2 separate regions of the Homo sapiens genome follow, and region 1 is linked to region 2. A link is a loop called in an ENCODE intact Hi-C map of the cell type or tissue named here. Cell type or tissue: adrenal gland. All regions are shown on one strand. Each heading gives the region's core, and the rest is flanking DNA. Links, peaks and the distances in the headings are about the cores only. Region 1 overlaps LOC100996549 (a long non-coding RNA gene). Region 2 holds the start of LOC105373418 (a long non-coding RNA gene).

The links. A loop is a pair of places that touch in the nucleus more often than their neighbours do. Peaks named below come from ENCODE experiments on the same cell type or tissue, not always from the same donor. Only the 100,000 strongest peaks of a DNase experiment are listed, where the experiment ranks them.
Region 1: a loop joins it to region 2, with 3 times the contacts of the local background. A loop is called at or near these places in 34 of 110 quality-filtered maps.

Annotation. Positions count from the first base shown.
Region 1 is chr2:9,767,415-9,770,316 of GRCh38, reverse strand. All of the region lies in intron 2 of LOC100996549 (a long non-coding RNA gene), which reads left to right. Among named protein-coding and RNA genes, the nearest start is that of TAF1B, 75 kb to the left of the region's middle. RefSeq lists an enhancer at 1-129 and a silencer at 832-941. In adrenal gland, for the core only: a CTCF peak has its summit at 1,678; DNase peaks (open chromatin) are centred at 651, 828, 1,157 and 1,820.
Region 2 is chr2:9,637,415-9,640,316 of GRCh38, reverse strand. LOC105373418 (a long non-coding RNA gene) reads right to left here and starts at 1,572. Exons shown (of 4, transcript NR_187866.1): 1 at 1,396-1,572. In adrenal gland, for the core only: no CTCF peak of the experiment used is centred there; DNase peaks (open chromatin) are centred at 1,756 and 2,606; H3K27ac peaks cover 2,282 bases.

The DNA of each region.
Region 1 (2,902 bases), core at 315-2,814, 130 kb before region 2:
GAGTGTACTTCTCTCCGTCCCTGGAGCGCCACGGCGTGCTGGTGCATAGTAAGCATCTGTCCATGTCTGTCCAGTTGAATTTCTTGAGAGTCATTTGACCTTCTCAGCAGCTCTGGAGGTAGGTCGATCAGGGTTCCTCATCCCATTTCACAGATGTGAAGACCCAGGTTGAGATTCACTGGGCAGGTTGCTCATGGTCCCAGAGTTGGTCGACAGGGACAGGCATCCTGATTTACTGTTTGACTCCCAGTCCTCTGTGATTCCCATTCCACTAGGCTGCAAAGGAGGGACCAGTGGAAAAGAAAGAGAGGTCAGGTGATGCCAGGAGGTGGGGAGAATCAGCTAGACCCTCCTCAGCCGTTTTCCTAAAACCAGCCACGATCCTTAGCTCCCCGCCTCTGCTTGCCCTCCCTGATAGCTTTGCCTTGGCTGTGAGCTCAGCACAGTTGCTGGTGGGGGACAGGAGTGGGAGTGAGTGGCACTGATGGGGGAGGCAGAGGCCCCATAGTCTGTGCTCCCAGCCAAGACCACAAATTCATGACCATTCCAGAGCTCCTCAGCTTCACCCCCACCTCAAGAGCCCCCCCGCTCCCATCCTGGAGCCTCCAGCACTGCCCAGTCCCTCCTGAGATCTGTGGATCTGCGGGCTCAGCAGCCGCCCACACGGAGCTCGCCTGCAGTGCTGCCTCTCTGGCTGTCATCTCCATGGCAACGCCCACCACCCCCGCTCAGGGCCACTGTGCTCTGCGCACCTGAGCCTGACCTTCCTTTCCAGCTGCCCATTTGAGTGCGGGGGGGACACCCACGCACCTGCTCAGGCCAAGACTCAGAGCCCACTCACATGCCTGCCCCCACCCACAGGTCAGAGTGGCAGCATGTGGGCATACACAGGTGTGTGTGGGGGGGGGCATGGGTGTTAAACACACCAACACCTCATTCGAGTCCTTGAGCTTCTGTGAGAGTCTCTGGCACCTGGGGGCCGCCAGCGATGACTAAATGTGTGTGGTATCTGTGTCCCCGGTATGGGTTTGCTTTTGTCAGTGTGCCTGTGCCTCTTGGGGCCTGTGGTGCTTCCTGAGTGTCTGTCTGTATCCCTGGCAGAGTGGCGGAGGCACGGGGGCACCTCCCTGTGTTTGTCAGAGAGGCGGGATGGCAGCCCCTTTTTTTCCACTTCCCCAACGACAGGAACATGACCTGGCTTTGGCCCACTTTCTAGGGACATCCAGGCCCAGCAGTGGCTGAAGGAGACGACTTGGGAGCCATCTTTGCTGGGCTCTCCTCAGGGCAAACAGCTCACCAAGGGCACAATGAGCTTTGGCCCTGGGATCCACGGCATTTTCTCCCAAGGCGCTACCCTGATTCCATTTTCCTAATCAACGAAGGGGAGCCACAGAGGGCCACGGGCAGCACTACAGGGTGCAAGAAGCGTCGTCTCATTCTGTTAACAGCTGGCCGTGCCCCCTTGCACGGGACACAGCTTCCCTGCCTGGTAATGATTCCTTATGAACTCCAGTTCCGACTGTCCAGAAGTCCATCAAATGGTGATTGGCTAAATACTCAGTTCTTTTGACACGAGCCGCCTCCTCTCATCCTCATAATGGCCTCAGCCTCGTGGGCTGTCTCATTCTCCCCAGCTGAGAAGGAGGGAGCCGAAGTGCTGAGGAGTGAGGCCGCAGGGGACGCTGTGGAGACAGGATTCAGCTCCCAAGCCTTTGCTCTTCTCCTGCCTGCTCCCTCCAGCGCTCTGCTCACCTGCCTCTCGGGCCAGATTGGGCCCTCTGTGCTGGCTGCTGCCGCCCAGCCAAACCCCTCCCAATCGCCCTCAGCCACCAAGGCCAGGTGTTGGGGCAGGGAGGGGTGAGCAGTGGCGAAGGGCACCAGCTGCTGTGCTGGGAGGCCCCTGCTTGCCCTTTGCTACCGACAGGGCTTGAGATCAAGGGGAAAGTATCAGAAGGGAAAGGCAAAAGGCAGGCAAAGCTGTCCGGCTCCTCCTGGCTGGTGGGGAATGATGCATTGAGTTCTGAGATCAAGGGCTTCATTAGGGATCAGGCCAGGCATGTAGGACAACATAAGACCAAGGTCCTCAGAGTTGGATTCAAGGAGGTGGGAAAGAGAAGGAGGGGAGCCCCGGCTGACAGGTACAGGGACTGGGGTTCAGAGGCCGGCTCTCCTGTTCCACGAGGAGCACAAGGTGTGTGTATTCACGCATGCGTTCACACAAAAAGGGGAACTCGTCAAGTCCAACTCACTCACAGATACCCTCTGCAATGTCAGAACAATAACCGAGGCACGACCTTGCGTCGAGAGCTCAGGGTGGGAGGGACCGATCCTTCCCTAGGGGATGGGGGAGCCACAGACCAGGGAGGTCAGAAGAGGAGGGAGCACGCGAGCTACTTGTGGACGTGGTGGGGGACCTGGAGGGTCCACACACCGGGGCAGAGAGCTCCAGGCTGAAGGACGGCACAAGCAGAGGCAGGGGGCTGACAGAGCTGAGGCAGGTGGGTGAGAGGGGACCTGGCTCTGAAGCACAAGCAGAGCTTCTCAGATCTCGGGGACCTTCCTGACTCAGCAGAGTTGGGGGGCCTGAGCCTCTGCATTTCTAACAGGCTCTCAGGTGATGCTGATGTGCTGGTTTAGGGACCACACTTTGAGCTGCAAGGGTGTGGGCTGAGATGTCAGACTGTCTGGGTTTGAATTTGGATCTGTCCCCTGTTGTCTGTGCTAGTGGGCAAGTGATGACCTCCTCCTCCTGCCTGAGTTCCCTCACTTATAATATGCAGATAATCATAATAATAATGCTTACTTCAAGGGGGTGATTGTGGGGACGAAGAGGCAAATACAGTTGACTTTTGAACAACAGCGGGGATTAGGGGACACTGGCCCCCACCCCCATGGAGTTGAA
Region 2 (2,902 bases), core at 224-2,723:
ACGTAGACTGGAAACCCAAGTATAACTGCAGGGGATGTGCTATTTTCAGGCTGCCCAGCCTCTGAAGCCCCTTCCTTTGTTGGAAGAATTCCCCGCTTTATGAACCTTAGTGGGAAGTGGAGCCCACTTTTCACTTTGAAAGGTGTACATTCCAGATACTTACTCCCCCTAGCTTATCTTGAACCTTGGCGTGGCACGTGACTCGGACCTGGCCAGACACCACAGCCAGGATTTTGAATCTGGAGTGAATGACCCAAAGCAGCAGGGACTGTGGAGAATTCCTTTGTGGGGCAGCAGCAAGGCTTAGTGTCATGGATTTCAAATGAGAGTAGAGGGTCCTGGACCGTGTCGGCGTCCAGGTTCCAGGACCTGGTGCCACGGAGTCAGTGCAGCATGGTCTGATGTCTGCTGTTCAGTGGCAGAAGCAACAGGGATCTCCCTGGGAGAGGTCTGCAGGGTGATTTTGGCCATTGGTTCTAGCTGCACACCCTCCCAGCGCCTGCTCATTCGATAAGCCTGCTTCACCAGCCTTCCTCACAATCAGTAAGAAGTAATAGTCTTATATTCAAATCCACTAGAGTTGGTTTCTTTCGCTTGCAAATAAGGACTCTGATATAGTAATTAATACAGACCAAGCAAGGCCCCTGGAATTCAGGAAAGGGAAGGAAAATATGCATTTTCTGAGCATCTACTAGGTGCTTACTAGTGTTCTACAAAATTCAGCTAATGTTCCTAGATGTGCTTTTTTCCTGGATGCTTTGAGGATCTTGGAGTGATAATTTCATCTGTGCTGCCCAGACCTCTGAGAGTGCAGGGGCTGTCAGAGCCCTGCTTCATCAGCATCATTTCCAGGCCGAGGTTTCAGCATCAGCCTCCAGATCCCAGCCCTGGCAGGGACAGCTTATATGGCAGCTACAACTGTCCAGCAAAGACCCAAGACTGCCTGCTTTGGCCTGGTGAGCTAAATCCTCATTTCACTAACTTCTTGCGTTTTTTATTTTAATCTCTCTCATTTGGTCTCATGTCCTAAATCTCTTGGCTCAAGAAGCGACAAGTTGCTACCTTTTGTCCTCTATTTCAGGAAGTTTGTGTGACGGTTGTAGCAGCTGGATTCCGTCTGAACACATTCCAGCAATTTGTCTGCTGCAGGATCCTTCAGAGTGAGGCTGGCCACATCAGTCTGGTCAGCTGCATCTCTGAGTTTCAGAACCAGGATCAGGGAGTGTGGCTGGGATCGTTTGCATCAATTATAGCAATTGCTGTCCCTAGGCAGAGAGCATCTCATATTAATAGCTGAGTGGGTTGGCAAAACTCCTTTTTTTTCCAGAGGTGACTTTTGATATAACAAACTTTTATGTATTTTGTCTAGATGAATGAGGGCCCCAAATATCTTACCTGGGTTTTCCCTGGTTTAAGGAAATCCAGAAGAGAAATCATCCAAATAAATCAGCGTGATTGATCACATTCAAAAGGGTTCTTTTCTCTCTCTGCAAAAGGTTTCTTCACTGGGTTCTCTTAACTGTCAGGCCTTCTGGTGCAGTTGAGAATTTGTTTACAGAACTGGACATGACTAAGGGGAAGGAGGGCGGTCAGGGGCTGCCTGGATCTTCCAGCCCCTCCCAGCTAGAGTCACGGGTGCCTCCAGCTGTGTGCTGGAGCCTGGCCAGAGCCTGAAGCTGTCCTGACCAGCAGCCTCAGCTCTGTCCTTTGGGCACTGTGCACTGGCCTATGGACTCCTCCTTCCATCCTTTGTGAATTCGTGCATTTGGCCATTGCTTTCTTGGCACCCAGCGTATCTGCCAAGCACTCTGCTAGGCACTGGGGCTACACAGGCAAATCACATGGACGTAGCACGCCCTCTCTGAGATACCTTCAGCTATTGGACAAGTGGACCAGGGGAAGCAACATCAAGTAACTACCTGCTTGGGGAATCCAGGATGGGGGAGCTCACCTAGCTGAGAGGGGCTCAGAGCCCTAGAACACCCCATGGAGAAAGTGCCATTTCCTTGAAGACCTGAGAGATGAGCAGGTAGCCAGGGGAAGATGGCAGCAGAGCAAAGCCCAGAAGAGGCTGAAGCAGAGAGAAGGAATGGAGCCAGGAGAGAAGACAGGAGAGGAGTGGGGGAGCTCCTCACCAGCCTTCCTCCGTGGAGCTTCCTAACAACCCTGCGGGGTAGGACTCTTACTACCATCATCCCCATTTTATAAATGGGGAAACTGAGGCACAGAGCGGCCAGCTGACCTGCCCAAAGTCACATATCTTGTGAGTAGTGCAGCCATGATTTGAACCCAGGTCATCTGGCTCCTGAGTCCAACCACCATGCTGAGCTGCAGCTGAGTAACGGTGAAGGGTTTTAAGTCACAAAGCAAAATGAAGGTCACACTTGCACTTTTCACAGAGCTGCTCCTGCTGAAGGGGTTGAGGGTAGCACAGTGAGTCTCCCAGCATGGCCTGTGCTTTTAAAGTGCCCATGTGCTTGGTGCTGAGCTGGTTAGGGCAGGAGGGGGAGAGGCAGAAGAGTCCTCTGCACCATGGCTGCCTAGCTCTCCTGGCTGGTCACATTCCGACATTGTATCCAGATCCACCTTTTCGGGAGTCAGCCCTGTCCAAAAGCAATTCCAGCACAAACAGAAACACCTGTGCCTTCCTCCCCTTTCCCAGGGGCCCCTCCACTGGGCAGCAGGAAGGATGGAAACACAGACTGGCATGACCTCAGTTGCTGTCCCCACAGGGGTCCCTTTCACTCCATAGCCTTCTGGTGCCTGAGCCCACACTCATGTTTCCCTTCTCTCAACTCCCATAGCACTTATTGTGAGAAGCACACAATCAACTCCTGTGTGCATTGTTCTCTAGCTGTTTTGTGGTCATTCATCTCTTCAACTATCTCGAATTGTCTGGAGA